Linked DNA regions of Homo sapiens: region 2 is linked to region 1. A link is a loop called in an ENCODE intact Hi-C map of the cell type or tissue named here. Cell type or tissue: CD4-positive, alpha-beta T cell. All regions are shown on one strand. Links, peaks and the distances in the headings refer to the core of each region. The heading gives the core; the rest is flanking DNA.

Region 1 (8,334 bases), core at 61-8,060:
TGGAAAAAGGCCGGCAAGCACTTCATGCAATCGTGTGCACAGCGAATGCACAGGAGGGCAGATGGACAGGGCACAGGTGCGGCTCACAGCACCCACACTCACTCCAGCAACCGCACAGTCAGTCCCACGTGAGACATCTGCCCACCGTGCGGTCTTGCATTCGCGGCCACTCTGCTGGTTTTCATGCTCATTTACTTTAACAGGAGACTCTGCTATACTGAATAAAAAATGTATCACTTGCGATGAAACAAACTGTACAATAACTTTATGCAACAAAGACAATTCTTCCTTTACAGCACTGTTTTCCGTTTGACAAGAGTGCCAGGTAAGATGCAAGTGGCATATAAAACCTCTGCTCCCGTAAAAAATAATGAAAGCAGCCTGCAATCTCAAAGAGACACGTTGGAATTCCCCCAAATCTCTTAGAATAATCTTACTGAGCTTCACATCTAAAGGAGGAAGAACTGGGGAGAAGGAACCTTTCAAAATGACCCTGAAAGTTGGGAATCACAGGACACTGAATTCAGGGCATGTTCTGAGTGCTCCTGAGGTTTGAGTGGAGCAAGCCCCTATGTGACAGAGAAATGTGTCCCCAGGGAGCCAATGAAACCTGACTTGGGCAAGAAGTTCTAACCCACAGCAGGGTCAGTGACAGAGGGTGGCCCAGCTGACCCATTTGTAGGACGGGAAAGCAATTTGGTGGGTCAAGATGAGGACTTTAGTAAACAGAGCAGAACAGAAAATGCAGGAGCACAGAGTGGGGAAGTTATGTCGATGTGGGTGTGCACAGGGATGTTTTATGGGTTACAAGGTACTACACTGGTACATGTCTCCCTGTGGGCTGCAGTCAAGTAAGATTCCAAAGACGCTGCTCAGCACGTGCTGTGGCCTGGGCTCTTTAGAGACACGTAACGGGAGAAGCAGGAGCTGGAGCAAAGCCTTAAAAATGGATGGGAGGGATATAGCTTGACAGGGAGAAGGAACAAAACAGGGCAAGAGAGAGACACAGGAGTGGAGAAGGCAGAACAGCAGGCCATCCTGAGCGGGCTCCTCTGAGGCCACAAGGCTGGCAGATTCTGCTTTGCAGAGATGAAGATGACAAGGGAGGCCAAATGTGGAGGACCAAGAGGCTCAGCAGAAGTCTTCAGGTTATGCCCCGTCTGAGCATTTTATTCTGCTGCTCTAAAACCTTCTCTGGCTCCCTAGTGCCATACAGACTTAAGTCTACAGCAAGACACCACACCCTCTCCAAGGCCAATCACGACTCTGCCCCTAACTTCCCATCAGCTGCACTCCCGAAGGCTCCCCAGCCGGCCCCAGAGTGTCCCATTCTGTGCCTCCGCTCACACTGTCCTCTCCTCCTTCAAAGCACTTTCTGCAACATCCAGTATTTAGGACTTTTATGGTCTGATTCAGGTGCCACTCATTTCATACTATTTTTCTTGAATATTCCAGCTTGTTGAATTATCAAGAAATAATTCTTGGCTTCTAATGTCTCACCCTGCCTTGCGATCTTATGAGTTTCCCACAGCCTGGCAGGTGCACGTGCCACAAAGGCACCTGGTGCTACCAGGTGTCCTTCACAGCACTGCACTTGGGAGCACGCTCAGTGCCGTAGCAGCCCGGAGGAAGGACAGGGCAGGGGAGATGCCGGAAGCCTGAAAACTAGGCAGGAGGTGGCAGAAGCGAGCTCTTTACACGGACTCATTTCCAAAAGGCAGACAGAGATGAGTCCGAGCAAAGCTGGGGCTCCTAAGGAGGGTGGGCGTCCACTCAAACGGCTGCACGCTGTCGCTTGCTACAGCTTGACACTCCTGGCTGCTCTGTTTCCCCAAACACTATCGCTCCAAGTCTCACCGCACTTTTGTGAACTTTTTTTTTTTTTTTGAGACAGAGTCTTGCTCTGTCGCCCAGGCTGGAGTGCAGTGGCACGATCTTGGATCACTGCAACTTCTGCCTTCAAAGAAAGGAAGAACTATTAGGTGTCATTAGAGAGGTGGTGTTACTCCTGTCCCTCCCTAGGAGAAACAAAAACAGTTCTTCCTGTCTTTGAATGGGGACGAACAAGCTCCAAGTCATCCACTTCCACCTTCTCCTCACCAGGAGCAGAACCAGAAAATAAAGCAGCTCTCATGGCTCCTGGGACGGGGACACAGCAACCCTTTGCTCCCTGCCCGGCCCCTGTGAAGTTCCCCACGTGTAGAAAGCCGCCGAAGGCACGAGGACCATTAGCCCTGTGGAGAGGGCTGCGAGTCAACACCCACGGCCAAACGGGTCATTCGCGATTTTGCCCGTGCACTACTTCCAAAGATAACTGTGCCCCAGGCACAGGACCAGTGCCAAAGAGGTTACAAAGATGAGCAAAACAGGTCCCTGCTCCCAAGAGCACTTTTCTGTATCCTAAGAGATAAGACCCAGATGAGCACTGGGCTATGACCAGAGTGGGGTGGGTCCACATGGGAGGGAGGGCTCTTCTTGGATGACAGTCACACACAAGAGACTTCACGGAGGAGGTCACACCTGGATTGGGCCACAGAGAAGGTTAGAATGTGGATGTGCAGAGCTGGGCAGGAACAGGAGAAGTAGAGGAAGAGAGTGATGAAGACCAAGCTGGCAGCAACGGCCAGGGCAAAGGAGAGAGGCAGGGAAAGCACGGGCGCTGCAGGCCAAAGTTCAGAGTGAGCCTGGAGGAGCAGGGAAGATGCGGCTGCCAAGACCCATGCTCAGGCTCTCCCAGGTTCCAAGACCAGTGGGCCTTTGGCAGCTCCAGGGCACGATGGCGTGAGGATATCTGACTGCCAGCCCCAGCTGAGGCCCAAGCCAGCAGCCAGATCAAGCACCAGAAGCATGGGGCACGGGCCTGCAGGGGCTCCTGCCCAGCTTCAGAGCTGCCCCGGCTGATGCCACGTGGGCCGCACATGGGCTGGCTTGGCTGAGCCCTGTTCACACCACAGATTCCAGAGCAAAATACATGTGAGGATGGTAAGCCTGAGTATGTGGGAGGCTTGGCACCCAGCAACAGCCAGCCAGAGTCCCTGTGGAAAGCACCTGCTCTCACCTGGAACTCACCTTCTCTACAGGGAAACTGCCAGAGTTGGGCAATGGTTTCCGAGTTCTCACCAAGCTCTGACTCAGTTTCTGCCAAGGTGCACACAACAGCATCCACTCACACGGTGGCTGTGCAAATGCCGGGTCCCCCGAGTCAGCACCCAGTCACCCCCTACCTACAGCCCAGGGAAAACCAAGTACAGAAGAGGAATGCAGCCTCCTGGCAGTTTCTATGCTGCGTGGGGAGGGGGGTGTAGGTGTTGTTATGGGTTGAATCCTGTCCTCACAAAACAATATATTGAAGTTCTAGCCCCCTAGTATCTCAGAATGTGACCTTCTTTGGAAACAGGGTCTCTGTAGATGCAATCAAGTTACCATGAGGTGATTAGCGTGGGCCTCGATCCCATACCACTGATGTCCTGATAGAAAGGGGGGATTTGGACAATGATGGAAGACGAGGTGGAGACGCACAGGGAAGAGGCAGCCGGAGGAAGACGGAGGATTGCAGTGACGCATCGATCTGTCCAGGAATGCCGCAGATGGCTGGCGAACCACAGAAGCTGGACAAGGCCGGAGGGACTCTCCTACAGGTTTCAGAGCAGGCAGGGCCCTGCTGACACCTCGATTTCAGAATTCTGAGCTCCAGGACTGAGCCAATACATTTCTGCTGTTCTGAGCCACCCAGTCTGCAGCGCTTTGTCACAGCAGCCAGAGCAGAGCTGCAAGGGGCGCGGATTCGAGCAGAGCTGCAAGGGGCGCGGATTCCAGCAGAGCTGCAAGGGGCGCGGATTCCAGCAGAGCTGCAAGGGGCGCGGATTCCAGCAGAGCTGCAAGGGGCGCGGATTCCAGCAGAGCTGCAAGGGGCGCGGATTCCAGCAGAGCTGCAAGGGGCGCGGATTCCAGCAGAGCTGCAAGGGGCGTGGATTCAAGCCGTGCCGGGCCACGTGCAAAGAGAACAGTCAGAGGAGCTCAAACCAACTCTCTAGACCAGAGGGCAGTACGCCATGGCCCGGGGGCCAAATCTGCCTTCATCATCTGTTCTGTTTTGTTTATCCATACAGCTTTATTGGGACATAATTCCTGTGCCACGCAATTCAGATCAAGTACACACATTCAATGGTTTCCAGTGTGTTCACAGAGTTACGCAACCATCACCACAGTCACTTCCACCTGCCTGTGTAAACAGTTTCACTGGAACACGGCCAAGGTAACTCACTGACGTACCGTTGGCAGCTTCTGTGCCGCCAGGTGGAGTTGACAGGTGCAGCAGAGGCCTACGGCCTGCGAGGCCAAGAATGCTCAGCATCTGCTCTCTGATGGGAGGCGTGTCTTATCGCCTGCTGTGGACGCCCACAGGCTCTGCCACGTGGTCGGCATTTAAGATTGTCCAGGAAGTGCAGCTGTAGGTGGACCTTTCCCTCGTCCTGGCAACTGCCTTGAGACTGAGTTTCTCCATCTTTTAGATGAGGCTGACACATGTGCCTCAGAGGCTCTCCTGAAGGAGTCACAGACTTGAGCCCTTCACGCCTCTCGAGGAGCAGGCAGGGAGCAGCAGCCAATGTGCCTCCTGCCACTAATCCCTCAGCAGCTTCCCACTCACCCAGCACAAGATCCAGGGTTGCTCTGTGGACTGCCAGGCCCTAAAAGGGTCTGTCCCTGCCATCATCTCTGACCATCTCCCCATCACGTCACCTCTAGCTGATTTATTAGGTTCTGTGTCCTTGCTGCTTTATCATCTCTGTCCCTAAACAGAACGTAGTTCCGTAGAAGGACACATCTGTCTCACGCACCACTGTATCTCCAGCTCCTACAGCAGTACCCAGCACACGGTAGGCTATAAATATGTGTTGAAAGCACAAGTTAATATTAACCAACACGAGGGTCCTTTATCAACTCCAAAGACTGCACAGGCATTAACACCTAGGGCCAGGGTCCCCAACACCTGGGCCATGGACGGGTAGCGGTCTGTAGCCTGTTAGGAACCAGGGTGCACGGCAGGAGTGAGTGGTGGGGGTGGGGGAAGCAAACGAGCAAACCTTCATCTGTATTTACAGCTGCTCCCCATTGCTCACGTTACCGCCTGAGCCCCACCTCCTGTCAGATCAGCAGCGACATTAGACTCTCGTAGGAGCACGAACCCTGTTGTGAACTGCGCATGCGAGGGATCTGGGTTGCAGCCTCCTTATATGAGAATCTAAATGCCTGATGATCTATCACAGTCTCCCATCACCCTCAGATGGGACCATCTAGTTGCAGGAAAACAAGCTCAGGGCTCCCACTGATTCTACATGATAGTGAGTTGTACAACTATTTCACTATATATTACAATGTAATCATGACATAAAGTGCACAATAAATGCAATATGCTGAATCATCCCAAATCCATCCCCCTGCCCAGTCTGTGGAAAAACTGCCTTCCACGAAGTGAGTCCCTGGTGCCAAAAAGGTTGGGGACCACTGACCTCGGAATTTTTCCACTCCTTCCTTGTTATCCATTCCTGTTACTACCTTGCTTATCTCAGGGCCTCAAGAGAAAGCTCTTTGTTAAGGGCTAGGCAAGGATTACCTAAACACGGTCAGCAGGTCATGACCAAGGCCATGAGTCCCGTGCAAGTGATCTGAAGTCTGATGCTGAAGACCCATCAGACAATGAATGTGATGCGCGTTGACATTAACTTTGGGCCAGGGCTTCCATAAGGATAAGCCTATACCAGCAAAAACCAGCAGGAAGCACATCTACTAGCTCTTTCTATCCAGGAGATCTTCGTCCTTTAGGCAAGTCTGGAAACACTAAAGATATACATACACACACACACACACACACACACACACACACACACACACACACACACAGTCTCTCTCTGAGATCAACCTTCCAGGCAAATCACCTCCTACCTGTGTCCGATGCCAGATCACAGATGCCCGGGAGTGGCCCAGCTTGTTCCGGCAGGGTCCCTTATCGTAGTGTATCAGAAGGAAATCATCCTGTGAGGGGCAGAGACAGAGACGGCATGAACGAGTGGTTCCTGCTCAGTTCGGTGAGTATCACAGCCATTGATGCATTTCTTCTCCTATGCTCATGATAAGTGGAGACATGAGGGAGGTGACACAGGGAAGGGCACGCATCCGGGAACACCTGGCCACAGCCACTGGAGGCCCAGGCCGCTCCTCCCCAGGGCCTCCCTTCATCACCTAGCAGCCCTGGACAGCACAGCCTCGGGCTCTAGAGGGAGCTTTGGACCAGACTTCAGGCCCAGCCCAAAGAAGGACCTCCCCTGCACAGTGGCTGGCTTCTGAGCTTGTGGGAAAGAAGGGATCTCATGGGGACAAAGGGCTACTGAACACGCAGGTCACTGCTGCTCCAAAGAGCTCCTGCTGGCTCCGGCTGTGTGTGACTCCACCAGAGTCCCTCTGCCCTGGCATCTTCCTGGTGCAGTGACAGGGCTATTCCTGGGATTGGATGATTTTCTTTGTTGCTGATCCATCCCCCTCCATCAGGTCGGGCTTCTCACCTAGAAAGCGCTTCCTCTCCACTCAGGCCACTTGATTTTCCTCATGATTCAAGATCCAGCCCGGGGAGCACTTTCTGTCTGCATCTTCTCAGACCATCCTGAGTGGGCAGCAGTTCTCTGCACTCCAGGAACACCTGTGGACGCCTCCCTCCAGGCGTTCTCCACCCCACCTCCATTTCCTGGAGCTGGGACCCTCACACATGTTGGTCTCTCTAAGTGTGTTCCCCAGCTCAGTGCTTGGCACCCAGATCTCAATGACTACCCACTGGCGTGAGGGGAATGGCATTTCTATACCGAGCCCTCTATGCCTCCAGGACCAGGAGGCACCGTTTTCAATCCTGATCAATGAAGGAAATGACGAGGCACATGGTGCCACGGAGGGGCAAGCCTGTTGATTCATTTAAAGGAGGCTGTAAACAGACAGCTGCTTTTTCAGAAAAGAACAAACAAACACAGGGCCCAATGCGCCTGAGGAAACAGGAAGTCACTCTTCCGAAAACCAGGAGGAGCAGGTCAGGGGTCATGGCCTTCTGTTCCTTTCAATCAACTCTGGTAAGACAGTTTGGGGGCTGCAGCCGGACTTCCTCTCCTTGTGGGGAGGACACCAGCCTTGAGTTTCCTGATTTTTGGGGTCAAGCCTCCTGGTGTCTGAATGCACAGTGAATGGAGGGCCATCAAATCCTGGCTGTTACAGGTGCAGTAGCAAGAGGCTTTGGCTGGGGGCTGGGGTCCCAGCTACCACTGTCTGCCTCGCTTCTGTGCCCAGATGCCCCATCTGTGAGAGGAAAGGGAGGAGCAGGCAAACACAAAGCCACTTCTGGCCACACCTTTCTCTTCTACAAAGCTATTTCTGTCCACTTCCATCACTGTGAGCTCTCTCCTCCTTGAACTCTTAACCAAAATTTCCTTTGCGCTGACATTAATTTACACACCACTGAGAAGAGCTCATTCTCCATTTGTATGTCTCCATTTTCCAGACTGCCTCTCACAATGTCTTGCACTGCAGGCTCTTTAAACGTTTTTGAATTTGTTTTCTGAAACGCAAACCAAATCCTGTGTACTACCCAGTTGAGAAGTGGTTACTGACCTCTGCGAGCAGACATGGACAAGCCTGGCTGCACATCCGAGCCACCTGGACAGCTTTTGGAAGCTGAAGATACTGACTCCGAGGTCTGAGGCAGGGCCCAGTCCTCAGGCTCCCTAAGTGATTCTGATCCATCCTATCCTTGGGAAGCACAGGCCTCTGCTGGGGGCCAGGCCCCTGATCTGGTACACAGGGGCCGTCGTCTGGGCCTCACCTTGTCTTTCCAGCATCTCTGGCCAGGCCACGTATGAGTTCACATCCTCTTTCATCGTGCCCAGGTCTTTGGTAGTAACCTGGCTCAGCACATTCTGTCCTCTCTGGTGAACAAACTCACTCAGCCTTCAAGTCCTCAGCTACCCACTGGCCCCCAGAGCCAGTAACCTCCTGACTCCTCCTTGGGGCCGCCAGGGACTTTACACCCTTAGCCATGCAGCCTCCTTCATAGCAATGTGTCCGGATCGTGCCTTATGGGGCTCGTCAGGGAGATGACAAGCTCCTCAAGGTCAAGAACTTCACCCTCCCACCCCGCCCCCCACCCTCATCTCACCAGACCCGCATGGGGTCCAACGGAGCGGAGTGGCTGACACACAGCCAGATTTCATGTACAAAATTAATGTTTATTTAAAAAGCACTTTTCTTATCCCCTGATAAAAGCACTCAAATATGGTTTCACAATATAGAAATGATTGA
Region 2 (8,334 bases), core at 95-8,094, 120 kb after region 1:
GCGAAGCAGGCTGGCGACTCAGTGCTGCAGCAAATGGCCCAGAAGCTGGGAAAGCAGATAGCCGTTCTGACACTTCTCTTCTAGACAGAAAATCAAGGGAAGCTCAAGACCCACACTTGAATTTTTTTTAAAAAATTAGACAAGGGGCTGGGTGTGGTGGCTCATGCCTGTAATCCCAGCACTTTGGGAGGCCGAGGCAGGCAGATCACCTGAGGTTGGGAGTTCAAGACCAGCCTGACCAACATGGAGAAACCCCTGTCTCTGTTAAAAATACAAAATTAGCCAGGCGTGGTGGCACATGCCTATAATCCCAGCTACTCGGGAGGCTAAGGCAGGAGAATCGCTTGAACCCCAGAGGCAGAGGTTGCGGTGAGCCGAGATCGCACCACTGCACTGCAGCCTGGCAACAAGAGCGAAACTCAGTCTCAAAAAAAAAAAAAAAGAAAGAAAAAGAAAAAGAAAAGAAAAAAAATTAGACAAGGAAGTTTATGTGAATTTGTAATCACACATTCCATAAATATAGAAAATTCACTTTTTTTATTTTAAAAATTAACAAATTCCATTTCTTGTTTCTCTAGAGTAGCAGGAAATCAAATGTCAGTTCTCATTCTGACTTTCTCTCCTTAAGGACACAGAGGAATCTGGGGGATATTATGGTTCTGGGAATGTGGAATGTAACGTCTCATCTTCAGCCCATCTGTGCTACTGATCATCTCATTCCAGAAGCCATGCCTTCTCTCAGGAGCAGACAGCACAAGACTTTCCTGCCAGAGGCACAGTCCCCAGGTGAGCCACACAGCCTTCACAGGGTAATGCCAAAGAACAGAGGAGAGTTCCTGCTACTCTCCGGGTCTTCTTGGCAAAGCTTCTGATACAGTCTGGCTGTCTCTCCACCTGAATCTCATCTTGAATTGTAGCTCCCATAATTCTCGTATGTCATGGGAGGGATCAGGTGAGAGGTAACTGAATCATGGGGGTGGGTCTTTCCTGTGCCGTTCTCGTGACAGTGAATAAGTTTTATGAGATCTGATGGTTTTATAAAGGGGAGTTCCCCTGCAAATGTTCTTGCCTGCTGTGACTTTGCTCCTCCTTGCCTTCCGCCGTGATTGTGAGGCCTCCCCAGTTATGTGGAACTGTGAGTCCATTAAACCTCTTTTTCTTTATAAATTACCTAGTCTCAGGCATGTCTCTATTGGCAGTGTGGGAACAGACAGACTAATACAGCTTCCCTTGTCTGTACTCTTACCCTTCTCCCTTCAAAAGCATCCTCTCTTTCTTTTCCAACCTTTCCAACCTCTCGAATAATCTCTGCAGTGGGAGTAGCATCCACATAAGACAGGATGCAGAGATGTCTTCAAGCAGCTTCAAACAAAACTTCAAGAAAGAAAGTGCAAGTGAAAAAGGAAATTCATCCTTCCAGTCACTTAACACAGCACTGTCACGGACACCTTGTGCCTCCTTAAAATTCGTATACTGAAGTTCTAAGCCCCAGTACCCCAGAATGTGACCTTCTTTGGAAATAGGGTCATTGCAGATATGATTAGTTAAGAGGAGATCATACTGGAGTGGGCTTTAATCCAATATGACTGGTGTCCTTATGTAAAGGGGAAATTTGGACACAGACACACACAAGGAGAACACCATGTGAACTGAAGTCAAAGATTTGGGTGATGCTTCTACAAGCCAAGAAATGCCAAAGATGACCAGCAAAGCACCGGCAGCTGGTGGAGGAGCCTGGACCAGATTCTTCCTCACAGCCCTCAAAAGGAACCAATCTTGCCAAAGCTTTGACTTAGACTTCTAGCCCCCTGTGATGGTTAATGTTAAGTGGCAGCTTGACTGGGTTAAGGGATGCCCAGATAGCTGGTAAGACAGTATGTCTGTGTGCATCTCTCAGAGTGTTTCTGGACAAGATCAGCATTTGAATCCTTAGAGTAAAGAAGATCTGCCCTCACCCACGTGCATCACCCTATCTCTGGAGAGCGCGAACAAACAGGAGGAAGGGCACATATGCTCCTTCTGTTCCAGCTGGCACATCCATCTTCTCCTGCCCCCTGACTTCAGAGCTCCTGGTTCTCGGGCCTCAGGATTCCAGCACTTACATGAGAGCGTGCTTCCCCCTCCCTACTCCACCCCTAGGTTCTCCGCCCTTTGGCCTCTGACTGAATTCCACCACCAGCTTTTCAGGGTCTCCAGCTTGCAGACGGCAGATCGTGGGACTTCTTGGCCTCCATAATTATGTAAGCCAATTCCCATAATAAATCTCCTATCTATCTATCTATCTATCCATCTATCAATCATCTATCTAGTCTATCTATCTATCTATCTCTATCCTATTGATTCTGTGTCTCTGAGGAACCCTAATACACCTCCAGAACTGTGAGATGATACATTTCTGTGGTTTAAGCCACTCAGAAGGTGGTACTTTGTTTCACCAGGCCTAGCAAACTAATACAAGTGCATGGAAGGTGACTACTCATGACTGCAACTTAGAGAACAAGGGTTATAATAAAAATAAAAGTGTTATACAAAGGTGGCAAGATAAATGACAATAAATGAAAATATTAACATGTGAATTAAAAAGTAAAGATATTTTTCCTAGCATTCTCCCAGAAAGTAGAGACGCGTCTCTCTTGTTTGCCATCATATCCAGCAATGGCAAGATAAGTTCTAGGCACTTCATAAAAATTTGTTGAATGAAAGAAATGAATCTTCTGTGGTTCTTTATTAACCGGATCTTCTATGCATGGCTCAAATGCAAGCTCCGTAGATTCTACTTAGAACTGAAAAGGACCCAAGAGAAAGTTTTGTCTGATCTTTTCACTTCACTTATGGGAACACTGAGGTTTACCGAGGCCATGCCAGATCCAGGATCCCTGCTTGCTCAAGGCACACATGGTAATATTACAGAAGGCTGATTCAGAGGTCTTTTAACTTTTTATTACACTGCTTTTCTATAGTAATCAATTGAATATGGCCCTTGGGGCTTGACAGAATTTTTAAAGGCTTTCTCAAGTCTCAAAGAATGATTATATTTAACAGCAGACAGACCTCATTGTGGGCAAACATTTAATGCTCACTAAATAGCCATGCATTTTCCCAGATTTTCTGGCCCCCTCACAGTCAGGCCAGGGCATGTGACTCATTTTGTTCCATAGACTGTAGACATAAGCCTCACTTTTGAGCCAAGGCAATGAGAAAGACCTTCATGACACTGAACTTGCCCATCACCATCCCAGTGATAACAGAGCCACATATTGAGGTGGTGGGACCACCAAATGGAGTCAGCTGGATCTGTGGGTTGCCCACTGGTAGGATGATCCTCAGGAGAACATGAACCTGCATGTGTTAAGCTATTGAAATTTTAGGGTTTATTTGTTATGCCAGCATGGTCTTGCCTAAACTAACAACTAAAGCTAACACATTCACTGTAAACTGGTTTTGAGTAGCAGTAATTCACAGGTACTTGAGTCTTGAAGGAGAGCCCAAGTACAATACTAGGTAGGCAGAGTAAGTCATTCAGTCTTAGACATGAGAGCACAGTTGAGGCAGATAGCCAAGAGCTAGGAAAAGATGGGAACCTGGAAGAAATTCAGGTAGCAGATAGGTGCAAGGGGAACACAGTACACAATCCAGGTCTGTGTCCTGGGCAACAACTCAGGTGCCCACAGCTCATTCCTAGTGGATGCTGCCACATGGTAACACGTGAGGTTTAAAATAAAGAGCTATGGGGGAGAAACAGGACTTGCTATTCCACCTACTGAACAGGGCTCAGGTGATATATCGCAAGGTGGATGCTTGAATGCTTCATGAAGATTCCCTACAGAACCAAGGCAGTCATTATCCCGTGAGCTGGGACTGTTGGCTGTGGAAGGCTCACATCCCAGGAATCAATCTTGGCCAAAGGTAGCTGCCTCCTGCAAAACTCCTTCCAAAACCGCTTGCCTGGGACATAACATATGTCTCATTTCATATCTTTGTGTGAAAGTTTGGTCTATTGGGTTGTATTTCTGAGAATCGCTTGGCATACCTTGGGACAACACTGAAGGGCTCCCTAGCCCCAGAGTTCCCCAGCAAATGCATCCCAGCTCCCCTGTGTCCTCATTCTTCTACAGGAACCCTTCCTAAGCATCTCTTAACCACCAACCTCCATCTCAGAGTCTGTTTCCCAGGGAACCTGACCTGAGACAGTAAGATGGGGAAAGTGAGCTCCAGCAAGATTGCAGAAGAAGAGAATCATAAAACATTTTCCTGACAATAGATTGTCTGGCTTGGTAGGACCAGGAGGTTTATCTGTTATGGATAAAGGTGGCAGGTGGGCTTGAGCAGGAATGGACAGAATCTTGGATGCCACCTAAGAATGGAAAGTTCTGGGGGATAATGGGAATAAAAAATAAAAATAGGGGCTATAGAGACCCTTTCTGGATGGAAACATACTTAAAAGGCCCTTTAGAGGTCATTTTGTTTCATTGCTGTATGTTTCTAAGTATTTAACTTTTATTCTGCTATTATTTTAAATGCTCCTCACCTTAGATTATTCAATCTCCTTAAAATACATACAGTACTTAAAAACTCCTCTCTCTCTCTCTTTCTACACACACACACACACACACACACACACACACATCGCCACCACCATCAACAACAATAACAAACGCAAACACTCTCATCAAATCCCCACACCTTGACGGCCTGGAAAACTTCTCCTACTATTTTAAACTCCAGTGCACCACTGACACCTCTAGTAACATTTCTGTCACTCCCCTGGGTTAGCCAATCTTTCTGCTGAGCTGTGCTCACACCACTTTTGTTACTCTCTTATTATATTATCATATTTGTATGTTTGGCATTAGACATGAAAGAATGTAATAGTCCAATGAAAGAATGCAAATTCCTCTTTTTCCTTTCCCCATCTTGCATGTGTATGAAGAACTCTATCAGTCTGTCTTCTCCTTCCTTCTTCTCTCATTTCATATCTTCGTGTGAAAGTTTGGTCTATTGGGTTGTATTTCTGAGAACCTATTCTTATCAGAGGATCACAGGGCAAGACCACAAGCCACTTCCTCTAAAGAAGACATGCACTCACAGTTTCTAATCATCAAGAGGAGAGCAGGCTTCACAGATTGAAACAAGCAAATAACAACAACAAATAAAACCCAGAAACCCAGAAGCTGAGTCCCAGGCAGTTTGGAAGAAAGAAGGACAAAGCCCTCTGCCTGAGCTTGGCTCGGGCTTTGCTGCCAAAGTCAGTTTAGGTTTCATCAAGATCTAGCTATGCATTTCAGTTAGACTCCCTCAGCTCCAGTTTCCTTAGCAATGAAATGAAGGATGATTACACTTCTCTTCTATGGTTTCTCTGAGCATTTAAAATAAAAATTATGCAAAGCACTTAACACCATACTTGGCATGCCCACTTCAGGGCTCAAAACTTTTTAGCTGCTAAAATATGCGCTCTACCCTTAAGGACCATATAGTTTAAGTTAAGAGAAGAATTGTGTGTCCAGTGGTAGGAGGCAATGGCGCATTCCCCCAAGACCGAGAGTATTGTGATTCCATCAGTTGTAGAGCCACCCCCAGGGAGAATGTAAATCTTGGTCAATATTGTGAAATGGGACTATGAAGTCCAATGCCTTAACCCCTATTGAAATTGTATCTCCATCATTAGCCTTAGACAATCTGAATGTTATTTGTTATGGGATCATTTTGGTTAGGACGGGCTAATCTGTGTTACAGTAACAAGTAATCTCAAAATGTGAACTGTCCCATATATGCAGTTTGCTGTGACCGTATTTGTCTCTCCAATACTATCCTCCCAATAAGCACACAAGATCAAGGTTGCCTGTTTTTAGACTCAGCCATCTCAACATGAGGCCTCCTCTGTAATCACTGTGGACCCAAAAGCAAATGTTGTACAGCCTTGTACTAGCAGTTAAATGCACTCATAATTGGCCGGAATTAGTAGCTTTGCTTAACTGAAAGAGGGTGAGAAAGTATAATTTTCTCATGTTCACAGAAGGGGGTATGAATAACTATTCAAAGTCTTTACAACAGGGAGTAAAAATATTTCCTTCAAGGAACAGTGATTAAGGTTACCAGTTTTCAGTGAATAGCTAATGCCTGATATACCACTGAATAAATTAGGGATAGTCATGGTGGCACTGTGACTTGAATTTGAAAACAGGCATCTGATAAGACAAGTCAGATCTTCAGGGGTATTTCATTTGGGGAGTGTCATGTTTTATAAAACTTGAACACCTCTAAGAGGAGTATGTTCTCTAGCTCACCCTGGCTCCCACCACCCTGTGCTGTCTTATATCAAGTTGCTTCACACATGTCTGTATTTCTGATTTTTGAGGCCACTTGAAGGCCGACATTGGACCCCTCACAAAACAGAGCAGAGCATTTTTTTGTTTTGTTTTTTGTTTCCATAGGTTATTGGGGAACATGTGGTGTTTGGCTACATGAGTAAATTCTGTAGTGGTGATTTGTGAAACTTTGGCACCCATCACCCGAGCAGTATACACTGCACCCAATTTGTAGTCTTTTATCCCTCACCCACATCCCACCCTTTCCTACTGAGTCCCCAAGGCCCACTGTGTCATTCTTATGCCTTTGCATCCTGATAGCTTAGCTCCCACTTAAGTATGATAACATACAACCTTTGGTTTTCCATTCCTGAGTTACTTCACTTAGAATAATAGTCTCCAATCTCATTCAAGTTGCTGCAAATGCCGTTAATTCATTCTTTTTTTATGGATGAGTAGTCAGAACATTTTTAGAAGTTTATGTTCTACCGGATTTTTCAGACCTGAGCTCTGGCGAAGCGCTCATCTCAATATTCCCATTAAGATGTAGAATGAAAGACCACCAGAGTCCTCCATGTTTTGTGTGTGTGTGTGTGTGTTAAAACTTTGTTGCTACTTCTACCATCCTTCAACACTTATTTTACCTATTCGTTTACAAGACTGCCTTCTCCACTAAACTTTGAGCACCTTAGCGACAAAACAATCTTATGCTCATTTTTGTGTTTTTAGCACTTGCTATAAAAGCTGATACATCATAGGTGCATACTAAATGAGTAAGTTAACTAACGGGCAGCCGTCTTAAGCCTCCTGTTCTCTAAGGTGTTCTTCCCCAAAACCCAAATGTCCTCTCTTTTTGCTCATGACAATTATCAGGACTTCAAACTGTGCCATGAGTTTTTATCTATTTTGTCCTGCATTACCTCAGATTATGAAGGATGGCTTTCACATGATGTGAACTCATTGGTAACTGTTAGTAGTTACCAGAGGCCACCAAGAGCTGTTTGTATAATTAACTCAAGTCCTTACACTAATCTGCATTGATCCCTCATTTTGCTGATGAGGAAACTGGGCCTTTGTGAACCTAAGTATCGCACCCTTAATCAAACACGGTACTGCAGCTCAAGCCAGGCTGTCCCACGGCAGGTGCCTTTTCTATCACTGCTTTGCCTCTCTTACTCAGTTGTTTAACTCTCTCGTGTGTCTAACTCTTGTCCTAACATTTGTAAATTTCTCAAAGATGAAAAGCCTGACTCTTCTTCTTGGATATTCCCCATAGCGTCTGGCACAGGTCTCACCACACAGTAGATATGCACCAAGCTGTTCCTGAATTAAATCTTTCAACTACAAGGATCTTGCCAGGCATCACCAGGTTGTGGTAGGCAAATAGGTAGGAAATAGCTTAAGTTTGCTCTCTGTTCCCTGCTTTTCCCTCTCCTGGCCAATACCTGAGAGAAAGGTGGGGCTGACACATCCCAACGACAACTTGAAGAACAAGATTAATGTTTGCTAATTCCCCAGACTCCCTCAGTTTTACAGAAAATCAGTGGAGAAACTGCAAGTTTAATCACAACGAAGACATTTCAGGCTCTGTCACAGCGGATGGAGGCAATATTTAAAGGACTGGAAACGTCCATGGGGCCCCAAGTCATAATACTCACAGCACTGCCTACTTCAATAGAAGTGGCTTTATTAACTGCCATCAGACAAAGTCAAGTCAAATCTATTAAATGGCATCAAAGTCAGGTCAAATCTATTAGGTATATTGCATCTTACCATTTAAATGATGGATCATGCTATGGACTGAATGGTCTCCTTCCAAAACTCACATGTCAAAGCTCTGATCCCCTGTGTGACTATATCTGGACACAGGGTCTTTAGCAGGTAGTTAAGTTCAAATGAAGTCCTTATGCAAAATGATGGTGGCCTTTTAAGAGGAGAGAGATCCCTGTCTCCTCCATGTGAGAACACAGGGACAAGGCAGCCATCTGCAAGCCAGGGAAAGAAGCCTGACCAGGAACTTAACCAGTTG

The links. A loop is a pair of places that touch in the nucleus more often than their neighbours do. Peaks named below come from ENCODE experiments on the same cell type or tissue, not always from the same donor. Only the 100,000 strongest peaks of a DNase experiment are listed, where the experiment ranks them.
Region 2: it touches region 1 in a loop (4-fold over the local background); 74 of 110 quality-filtered maps call a loop at or near these places.

What each region holds. Positions count from the first base shown.
Region 1 is chr2:7,027,825-7,036,158 of GRCh38, reverse strand. It overlaps RNF144A (ring finger protein 144A), which reads right to left. Exons shown (of 9, transcript NM_014746.6): 8 at 5,944-6,033. Among named protein-coding and RNA genes, the nearest start is that of GRASLND, 110 kb to the right of the region's middle. In CD4-positive, alpha-beta T cell, for the core only: a CTCF peak has its summit at 4,308 (motif pointing right); a DNase peak (open chromatin) is centred at 4,288.
Region 2 is chr2:6,906,645-6,914,978 of GRCh38, reverse strand. It overlaps GRASLND (glycosaminoglycan regulatory associated long non-coding RNA), which reads left to right. Exons shown (of 5, transcript NR_033997.1): 4 at 629-786; 5 at 1,315-2,703. Among named protein-coding and RNA genes, the nearest start is that of RNF144A, 6.6 kb to the left of the region's middle. RefSeq lists enhancers at 4,914-5,043, 5,174-5,223. In CD4-positive, alpha-beta T cell, for the core only: no CTCF peak of the experiment used is centred there; DNase peaks (open chromatin) are centred at 1,018, 4,648 and 5,048; H3K4me3 peaks cover 2,144 bases; H3K27ac peaks cover 4,479 bases.